Regions from separate parts of the Mus musculus genome. Here region 1 is linked to region 2. Evidence: chromatin contacts called from ENCODE Hi-C or POLR2A ChIA-PET data. All regions are on one chromosome and are shown on one strand. The core of a region is the stretch at or near the end of the contact, and the rest is flanking DNA. Distances in the headings are between cores, read along the strand shown. Region 1 holds the start of Hsdl2 (hydroxysteroid dehydrogenase like 2). Region 2 has its middle 19 kb from the start of Susd1.

Region 1 (5,155 bases), core at 1,245-3,744, 120 kb before region 2:
CCACTATCAGGGGATGTTTACTGCTTGTAAGTAGTTTACATCCATCTAGGGGCTCCACCACTTGGCATCCCCTTTCAGCTATGATACTCTGTCTCCTTAGATATTGCCAAATGTCTTCTGGAGGCCAAACTGTCTCACCTTCACTAGTGAAAAAATAATACAAATTTTAACTATAATGAAGAGCCCCCCCCCCCCCGCCACTGGATGGGTTCCCAAAGAATTTACTTAGTCTGTATTAGAACTATTTTTAATTACTCTAGTTTTATAAACCACTTTAATATCCAGAAAAGCCAGTTCACTTCATTCTTTTTCCCCCTTTCAGGCTATTCTAGGGTCTTTAGTTTTTCAAACTTCAGAACCTGTGACTGGCTAGATTGGGCTCAGTACTCTCAATAACACTTTTGATGGTGCAATTCTTTTGGTGGTGAATACCTGTCTGTCTTGTAGTATCAAAAATTTTTAAAATATATTCCCTTGGTTCTAGCAATTTCACTTTCAAGAATTTATCCCAGATAGTATATTCATCTATGTGTAAACAGACACATAGAGGGATAGTAAAGCCAGGCATGGTGGCACAGACTTTTAATCCCAGCACCTAGGAGGTAAAAGCAGGCAAATGTCTGTGAGTTCAAGGCCAGCCTGGTTCAAATCACAAGTTCAAAGACAGCCAGGTTTACACTCAATTCTTTTTTTAAATAGTTTTTAAAAAAGATTTATCTATTACTATTCATTAGTACACTGTAGCTGTCTTCAGATGCACCAGAAGAGAGTGTCAGACCTCACTATGGATGGTTGTGAGCCACCATGTGGTTGCTGGGATTTGAACTCAGGACCTTCGGAAGAGCAGTCAGTGCTCTTAACCGCTGAGCCATTTCACCAGCCCCGTTTACATTCAATTCAAACCAAAATAAAACAAAAGAATAATAATGGAAGCAAAGATAGAATAAAACACCACCAAGAAAAAGATAACAAACAGCTGGAAATGACTTAATATCCAACAATTGGAAACAGGTTAAGTACATAATGGTCTTCAATAATAGTTTGCAACCATTAAAGAGGACAAGGACAGGCTCATGCCTTTAATCTCAACTCTGGGGAGGCAGAGGCAGGAGGAACTCCCTGAGTTCAAGACCAGCCTGGTCTACAGAGAGAGTTCCAGGATAGCTAGGGCACAGACAAACCTTGTCTCAAAACAACAACAACAAACAAAACAAGAGGACAAAGACAAGCTGTGTGTACTGGAAACCTAAGTATGTGCCAAGACATGTCAGGTAAAAACAGCAAGCCCAAAATGGAGTTTGCTACTATTTTCTAAAAAGAAGGTATCCCTGTAAGGTATACAAAATATGTTGATAAGTACAAAAAATACAAACAGAAAGAAACTGGAGTTTTAAAGAGACTTATACCCTTTTGAACTATTTAAGTCTTTTAGCTGTCTATATGTGTCAAACTAATTACAGAATGGGCTTAACTTGTCACTCTGCTTAAGATAAACTTTATAGAACATAGTGGACCTACCTGAGTTCAGCAGGAACCAAGGGCAAGAAGAATCGGGAAGAACATTGTTTAATGGGTATTTGTTTTGATTTTGTAAAGTCCTGGTGACTGGCTGCACAATTGTGTCTCTATATAAGTGGGCTTGGGGGAGGGGGTGTAGACAAGGTTCTAACTCTGTAGCGTTTGCTGACAGAGTGAGCCTAGCACACTCACTATGTAGACCAGAACAGCCTCGAATCAATAGATCTTCTGACCCTGCTTCTGAGTGCTGGCATTAAAAGCAGGCGCCACCGCACCTGGCTAGGCTGGGATAAATATACTTCATTTTTAAGTAAAATAAATAAATAAACCCCTTACCAGAAATGTTCGTATTGTAACATTTTAACTCGCTACTAACTTGAAAACCATTTTCAAAACACCATTCTTCTATTATTCTACAATCAAGCATACAAACAGAAAATCTGAAGTCACTGTCTCAAGCGACCTTTCGCCTAGAAGATGAAAGCAACATTGTCACCAGGCCAAGCTAAAGGCGAGATGGGGCTACAACGGGTCGTCGGGGACACCTACGCTCGCGACCTTTCCCCGTGGAGTATCTGACACCACTGCCCCTTGCAGTGTACAACTTTTGAGTCTCAGTAGTACAGAACTTTGGGTTCTCGTGCATGCGCAGGTCCCAGCGACTCTATCTTTCCGCGAACCGGTGTTCCAGAGCGCGCGGCTCTGGGTTGCGCCGGCGACCTGCCGACTGGCCCCTGACCCCATCCCACCCCCGTCCTCTTACCCAGTGTTGGGCAGCATGACCTTCGCAGTTCAGAGAACTTGGTGGCAGTGGAACAGCAGCGAGCTGTGAGTGACAGGCGAACTTTCTCTCCGCATTTAGCCGCGCCCCGGGCCCCGCCCCGAGACCCGCTCGGGGACCGGCCCTCCTACAAGACCGAGATCCTACAAGACCGAGAGCTTACAAGACGGTGTGCGCCTGCGCACACCGGGCACTGGGCGGTTCTTCCCGCAGTTCTACAAACGACACCCAGGAAACCAACGCTCTGCGCAGGCGCTTTGGAGTACACCTCCGCCCCGCCCCTTTCCCGAGTCTGTAGGTGACAATCAGTTTCTCCTGTGGGCCACTGGCGTGTCTAGAGCATCATTACTACGTAGGCTTTTCCTCCTCAGCCTAGGTTCGGCGCATCGACGGCTCCCAGCCAGCCAGATGGCGGATTGAGGGGCGCTCCGGGGACTGACTTGAGGGTGCTGGGCGTCGTTTTCCCCTGTCTGTCCCCGAGCCAAGGCGCTCTCTCCGAAGAACACTTGTAGACATCTGAAAAATGCTTTTTGCAGAAGCCGGTCACTCTCATTTTCGCTGCCACTGAATCTAAATTTAGCCTGACCTCCAGTGTCTGGAGACAGGAGTTTCTGGAAGAGATCTTTGCAAAGGTCTCCCGCAAGCGTTCATCGTATGATCCGGGCCACAGAAATCAAGGTTGGAGAAGGAATCCTCAGTCCTGGAATGAATGCCGGAATGAGGTCGAGTCTGGGATTCAGTTTCGTTCTTGGAGTTATACCTAACTGAGCTACCCAGGAAATGAAATTGTTTTGTATTTTGTAGCGGGAGAAAAAGATGCTAACGAGGTTGTTATCTAAAGCTTAGTTCAGAAAACAACTTAAGACAGGTAGGTATATACTCTCCTAATTGTCAAACTTGCTGGATCTTTTGGAAGAGCAGCCAGTGCTCAGACAAGAGAAACCTGCACATCAAATCCTACACTCTCCTGACCCTGCGCAGCTAGAGCAGTTATTACTCCCTCCCTCTCCCTGACGATACCCCCACCCCCGCGGGGGGTGGGGAAAGGCAAATGCCAGCCTTGAGAACAAAAGAAAAGCAGCATACCCTAGCCTCCACGTCACTTAAACTCGACCCCTTTTGATTAACAACCAACATTTCTCACAGTGCAGATGGCTCCTTGCTGTTGAAGGAAACCGAAGCCAATACCCTTGAAATGATAATAGCCCACTCTTAGACTATGAAAAAGAGACAAACGTTCCCAGACAGCTGTGGCCGGTTGTAAACATATCAGAAGCGGTTCTGATAGCACAAGTTACTCTTCCCAGGTCAGAAAGGTACCTTTTCAGCTACACGGTTCTGCCCTGCTGTCTGAACAAATGTTATCAGGTTTAAAGGACAGCATTCCTTTACCCTCTCCTATATTGCCAACACAAAAACCCGCTTGCGGGTTTTTTTCTTTATAAACCCCCTTTACTTAGGCCTGGGGGTTCACTCTTTCCTGTTCTGTCAGGAAGGTTGGTGGCCCAAGCTCGAGCTTAAATAAAGACCCTCATGCGATTACAGTGGGGTATGATTCCTGGTCCTCTCCTTGGGATTTTTACAATCTGGGCACAACACTCTTAACCAGGGAACCATCTCTCTAGCCCTAATTAAATATTCAAATAAAAACGTATTATTAAACTGTGGCTGTTTACCCTTTTATCACCTTGACCATTAGCTATTGACACGTGAGTTTGTAACCTATAATAATGATTATTGATGATTCTAGAAGAGTGTACTTATTCAACAAATATTAGTACCTCTTAAGTGAGAAGAAACAGCAGGTAGAAAGGAACAAAATCTCTGTCCTTACCTAGGAGGTGTGAGTAGCCAGTTTGTCTTTGTAAATTCCAAATGTTTCAGAGAGATATGGACAGTTTAAAATGTTCCTTTGGCCCTTGACTGCTTTTACTGAATGGTCTGTATATTTGTCTGGTAGCAGTGAATTCTTTGGCTGAGAAGCACCTGAAAAATGTTCAACATCCTTAATCATCAGGGGAATGCAAACCAAAACAACCCTGAGATTCCACCTCACACCAGTCAGAATGGCTAAGTTCAAAAATTCAGGTGACAGCAGATGCTAGCAAGGATGTGGAGAAATGTGGGGCGTGGGTGTAGGGAAAGAGGGGCGAGGGAGAGAGCCCGCCTCGAACCAGAGTTCCTGTGTTCTGGGCGGGCAGATGGGCGGGCAGATGGGGGAGGACTGCCGTACCCTTTCCACGTGGCCCTGCATGGGTGTCTGGCTGTGTGGAGCCACTGATCCCAGCTAGGCGGGTGGTGGACAAGGGGCAGCCCCCATACCAGGTTCTCAGTCTCCGGCATCCCACACTGGATACAGCAGAGGAGATGAGAAAAGAATAGGGGCCCCAGGACAACACTCTCAGCCCCAGGGATACAAGAAGAGGGCAGAGGGAGAGAGGTTCCCACGCAGGCGAGTGTCCTTAGTCCAGTCCGTGGCTGGAGCACAGGAAGGCCGTCTGACGTGAAATTAGGCACAGTTCGTTAGGAGAGAGCCTATCCCATCATCCAAGCACAGTGAGCCTTGGTGAACAGAGACAGTCTATGGTTTTAGAGCTTTATTGTAGAAAGGCAGGGAGAAAGGAGAGAAGGTGGAAAGAGAGAGGGAGAGAGAGACCAGCCATGGCCAAGAGGAGGGAAGGGGGAAAGAGAGAGAAAGAGGAAAGGCTAGAGAGAGTGAGGAGAGAGAGTAAGAGAGTGAGGAGGGGCCAAGTAGCCCCTCTTATAGTGGCCTAGTATTGTTGTTGCTAGGTAACTGGGAGGAGTCTAGTCTGAAAGTCAGAAGCTTGGGACATTGAATACGTGGGGGCTTCTCCT
Region 2 (4,644 bases), core at 1,096-3,595:
AAGGTACTTAGGAAAGGTACTTAGGAAAGGTCATGGCGTAGAGAAAATACTAGGTGACTTTGATGGCTATTATTTCCTCATTTGTCAGCCTTCTTAGGCTCAGCCCCCCGAGATCAAATGTGCAACCGACCTCAACATTAGAAGCCCTGTCTTGTTAGAAACATTATAGAATGGAATGTCAGCCATTGTGGGGTGTGTTTCGCAACAACTGGTCTCAAATATCAGCAGTGGTCCACAGAGGACCATTGCTCTGCTGACAGGTGTGATCCCCTGACTGTCCCACCTTCCACCATCTCATGGTCTCCTTGGGCGATGGCTTCACTTGGAGCACAGCCTGTAGCCCAGGGCAGAGGTGTCTATGATGGTGTGACTAGAGGCAGGGAGGGGGGCTTGATGTTTTTAAACTGTAGCATACATAGATATAAGGCTTATTTGGACACAACCAGTTAATCTGGAATGAGTGTTTGCAGACAAAACACAGGACCCCTACTTGTGCTTGAACTCCAGATAAACAGTACTTTATTCAAACAAAAGAAATAGCTTAGACTACTGGACGACTCACAAGGCTGCTGGGGCGATCAGGAGTGCTGCTACAGCTCAAAGACCTTGCCTGGAGCTTGACCTCTCATACTCTCCAGGAGCTCTGGGTTGGTCCTACGTAGTTTTCCTTCCAGCTTAAGTTTATCTGTCCGAGTGTGCCAGTGGCCAGCAAGGCTGAAACAGACTGAGGTGTGTTGCTGCTCTAGTACTGAGTTCTCCTCACAAACTCCCACGCAAGGCAAGTTCCCACCGGAACTCTCTTCTCCAGCAGTAGCATCTCTATCTGGCCTGGTCAGCGGGACTCGGTGTGCTTCTGAGCAGTCTGGCAGGCCCTGTCTGTATTTGCAGCCTGTGTCAAGAGCAAACAAAACCTGCTATACGCTGGAAAATGCTCTTCCCCAAATACAAAATAGAAAGATATGTGGAAATCCTGACTTATACAAGACTGGAAGTTGGCAGACTACTAAGGATGATGAAATTTAATTATCGCTGCACATGTCTGGGTGTTCTGTTGAGAAGGCAGTGACGTCTGGATGGGCATAAACATAAATCATACAACGTTATGCGCAAAGCCCATAAAATCTGTTTTTCTTGTATTCCTTTCAACAAAATTACATTGGTACACTAAACATATTTACATAATTTGTATCCTATTGGCAGCAACTGCCTAAAAAGTATAAGTTGGCCAGTCATTTCTGTAAACTACCAGATAATTTTAAAATGATGTTTTTGAGAGCCATTTGTATTCTATGAAAGTTATTCAATTTCACCCTTGAGACATAAACCACCTACAGACAGCATATAAATTAATGAGCTCTAGTCAATTTCACACACAAAAGTAGCTGGATTCGGCCTGTGGAGTTGCAAGTAAGTTGTGATTAGGGTCAGTGAGATGCTTTGGTGGATAAAGGCAAGTGTGTTCAGCTTGATGACAAGGTCAACCCCCGCCCTCAGTACCCACACGGAGGAAGGAGGGAAATGACACTCCAAAGTTGCACTCTGACTGTACACAAACACACATATGCACACGATAAAAGTAATAGAAAGTATAAATGAAATTTGATTGTAGTCACAGGATGTAAAATTTAAATATAGTATTTAAAGGCTTAAAGTAAAAAAAAAAAATGAGGGCCAGGAATATAGCTCAAAATTTTGCATACCATTCAATAGGTTCAATCTCCAGCTCTGTAAATTAATTTATTAAATTAAAATTTAAAATTAAAATTATCTGCATAGATTTTCCCATACGTTGTCTTCTAAAATATTCAAGTCTATTAAAATTAAATGTAAAACATAAATTATGAATAGTGAATGTCAATTTTTTAAAGCCAAATTATGTAAGGAAAACTGACTTAGTTAATTTTGTAAATATTTGGTTAAAGTCTTACTAAAAACTTTTCTAAACATGGAACTATTTAGAGTTATCGTCGTAATGTTCATCTATTTGCTCATGTAGAGCAATATCATTGGTTCCTAAGAGTGAAACCCAGGCCATCTTGTCACAATTTAAGAGTAATAAGAACTGTTGGATTTTCAGTGTGCCAAATGTTCCTCGCCAGGCTCAGGAACAATATTTGCAAATACTATGCAAATTTGTGCGTACTTTTGGAGCCACAGAGTGGAGCAGGAAAGGCTAGGAAATGGATAATACTTCCATCACGCCAAAGCCTGTTCCCTCCCTGCTGAGTCAGGGGAGGATTTGAGCAGGTTAAATGCCCATTCTTTTTGCTGTGGTTTGTGGCTCCTCCCTCCGACGCTGGCATTGGTCCAAGGAGAAACTTTCCAGCTCCTGGAAGCTGATGTGCCCCTCCCCGTCCCCGGTTGTTTCAAGAACAAGACGCAAGAAATATGGAGAAATATTTCCGGGTCCAAAACTTGTGTCAGAGTGTGAGTGTCTGTAATTTCACTAACCCTAAGAAAAAGATGCCAAGGGACAAGACTCGTGTCTTTAAAATGGGGTCCTTACTATGTAGCTCAGGCTGGCCTTTAGCTCCTAGTCTCCGTGTCTCATTGTACTGAGTGCTGAGATTATTGGGTGTGTACCATCAGATCCACACAAATTCTCTCTCTCTCTCTCTCTCTGCCTGCATGGATATATGTGTGGTATGTATGCCCATGTGTACATGTAGCCATAGGTGTATGAGCCCACATAAGTGTGGAGTATTTTGCATGTGGAGGCCAGAGGCTGACACAGGGTGTCCAGCTGTCGCTCTCCACCTTCTTTATTGAGTCAAGGTCTCTTGCTGATCTCAGAGTTCACAGATCTGACTAGTTTAGCTAACCAGCTTGTCCCAGGGCTCTGCCTGGCTCCCTCTCTTAAATGCTGGGATTATAGGTGTGCCATCATAGGCAGCATACATGGTGAGTCCGGGGATCTGAGCTCAGGTCCCCACATCTGCACAGCAAGTGCTTTTACTGACCGAGTCGTCTTCCTCACCCTCACAAGTTAATATTTTTGTGTTTATTTCATGTCTTTCTTCTTTTAAGTTTTAAATTATATATACTCATTTTTGTTTGTCTTGTGTTTGGGTGTATGTGGGGAAGTGTGGGAGGGGTAAGTGGGTCCGAGAGAGCCGTGGTGCACAAAGGAGGTGGGAGAACCACCTACAGCCACCCAGGTCTTGATCCAAAGCAGGCAGGCAGGCAGGCATGGTGGCAGGCTCCCTCCGCTACTGAGTTGCCCACCAAATTTATTCTTTGTATGTCTTTCTATTAAAGTGTTCCATGACTAGCTGGTGGTAATGATCCACTCCTTTAATCCCAGCATTCAGGAGTCTGAGTTAGAGGCCAGCCTGGTCTGTAGAGCAAGTTCTAGGCTAAGCCCTGTCTCAAAAAATCAAGACCAACCAAACAAACAAAATGTTCCATGACTTACTAGTCCTTTAAAAAATAAAATCAAATGAAGGGGCTAAAAGTTGACTACTCAGTGGTTAAGAGCATTGGATGCTCTTCCAGAGGACCTGGGTTCAATTCCCAGCAACCACATGGCAGCTCACAAGTGCTTGTAACTCCAGTTCTAGGAGATTCATACATGCAGGCAAAACATCAATGCACATAAAATAAAAATAAATCATTAAAAAAGCCATCATTCCTAAGTGAGGGAAGAGGCTGTCTCTTGAGAGTCATCAGGATGTGTCCTGGTAGAGTTATTCTAAAAGGAAAAAGAAGGTGATTAATTGAATCTAACAATATAAAATATAAAGGGCATTAAAGTCCTGTATTTGAGATATAAAAATAAACAAGTAGCCAGGTCTGGTAGCTCCTGTCTGTGATCTCAGTACAGGTGGCAGAGGCACCTCTCACGTGGTCTACACAGAGAGTTCCAGGGATACTTAATGAGAGCCTGTCTCAAACAAAACAAAACAAAACAAAACAAAACAAAACAAAACAAAACAAAACACAGCAAGAACACCACCAACAAAAGCATCATTTTGCTGAGTTTTAAGTGTCAATATTTGTGGGAAAAGAGCCACTTGATTCTACTCTGGTCAGACAACCCTGTTATTTTCAGTTTTAGCATACAATAACTTTCTATGTACAAAGTTACAGGGAGCCCACCAGAGATGACCACTCAGATACTTATGGGCAATTGAAAGTCTTTATTCAGCCTGCTGGGACTGCACTCCGGCCTTCAGGACCCATAAGGCAAAAGCCAAATCCTGGTATCTTTCTCAGCAGCTGCGTGGGGGAAAGTTTGCACAAGCAAGCAGTTTAACAGAAGCTGAGGTGAATTATGCGACATCTTGACCTTGGGTTCCTAGAATAGAGTTGAATAGTTTTCCACAGAATTTTCCTTCAAGGAGAGCAAATTCTGGGTAAACCTGAAATGGCCTCAGCGATAATACAAGATGGAGGAAGCCTTGCACTGCCTCACCCTTTCGCACATGTAATTAAAACAACAACAAGGAAACAGGAGCTAACCAGAGTGACGAGAGCCCCGAAGCCATGTTAGAATGCCAACGGAGAAAGGTTTGAAACCTCCCAGCCCGTTTATCACATCTGAAAACACTGGTGAACTGAAGAGGAAGGGCAGGAGCTGAGCAGCTGGGGAACTCAGCTCAATGCTGAGGACTTACTGTCCAGCATTCCTGTACCCTTCTGTAA

Evidence for each region. A loop is a pair of places that touch in the nucleus more often than their neighbours do. ChIA-PET counts read pairs that join two places held with the same protein, here RNA polymerase II (POLR2A).
Region 1: a loop to region 2 is called in a map of T-helper 17 cell, with 2.0 times the contacts of the local background. The contact joins the promoter of Hsdl2 here to the enhancer-like site in region 2. A Hi-C loop is called at or near these places in 2 of 37 maps with a recorded cell type or tissue (T-helper 1 cell and T-helper 17 cell). POLR2A ChIA-PET finds 5 or more read pairs at or near these places in 1 of 5 experiments (embryonic stem cell).

The regions. Positions count from the first base shown.
Region 1 is chr4:59,578,902-59,584,056 of GRCm38, reverse strand. Hsdl2 (hydroxysteroid dehydrogenase like 2) reads right to left here and starts at 2,494. Exons shown (of 11, transcript NM_024255.3): 1 at 2,282-2,494. The coding sequence starts at 2,298.
Region 2 is chr4:59,455,797-59,460,440 of GRCm38, reverse strand. No RefSeq gene overlaps it. Among named protein-coding and RNA genes, the nearest start is that of Susd1, 19 kb to the right of the region's middle. Within about 2 kb of position 2,345, at least 1 of the 3 ENCODE cell types and tissues checked has a DNase peak (open chromatin) inside an H3K27ac peak, as active enhancers do.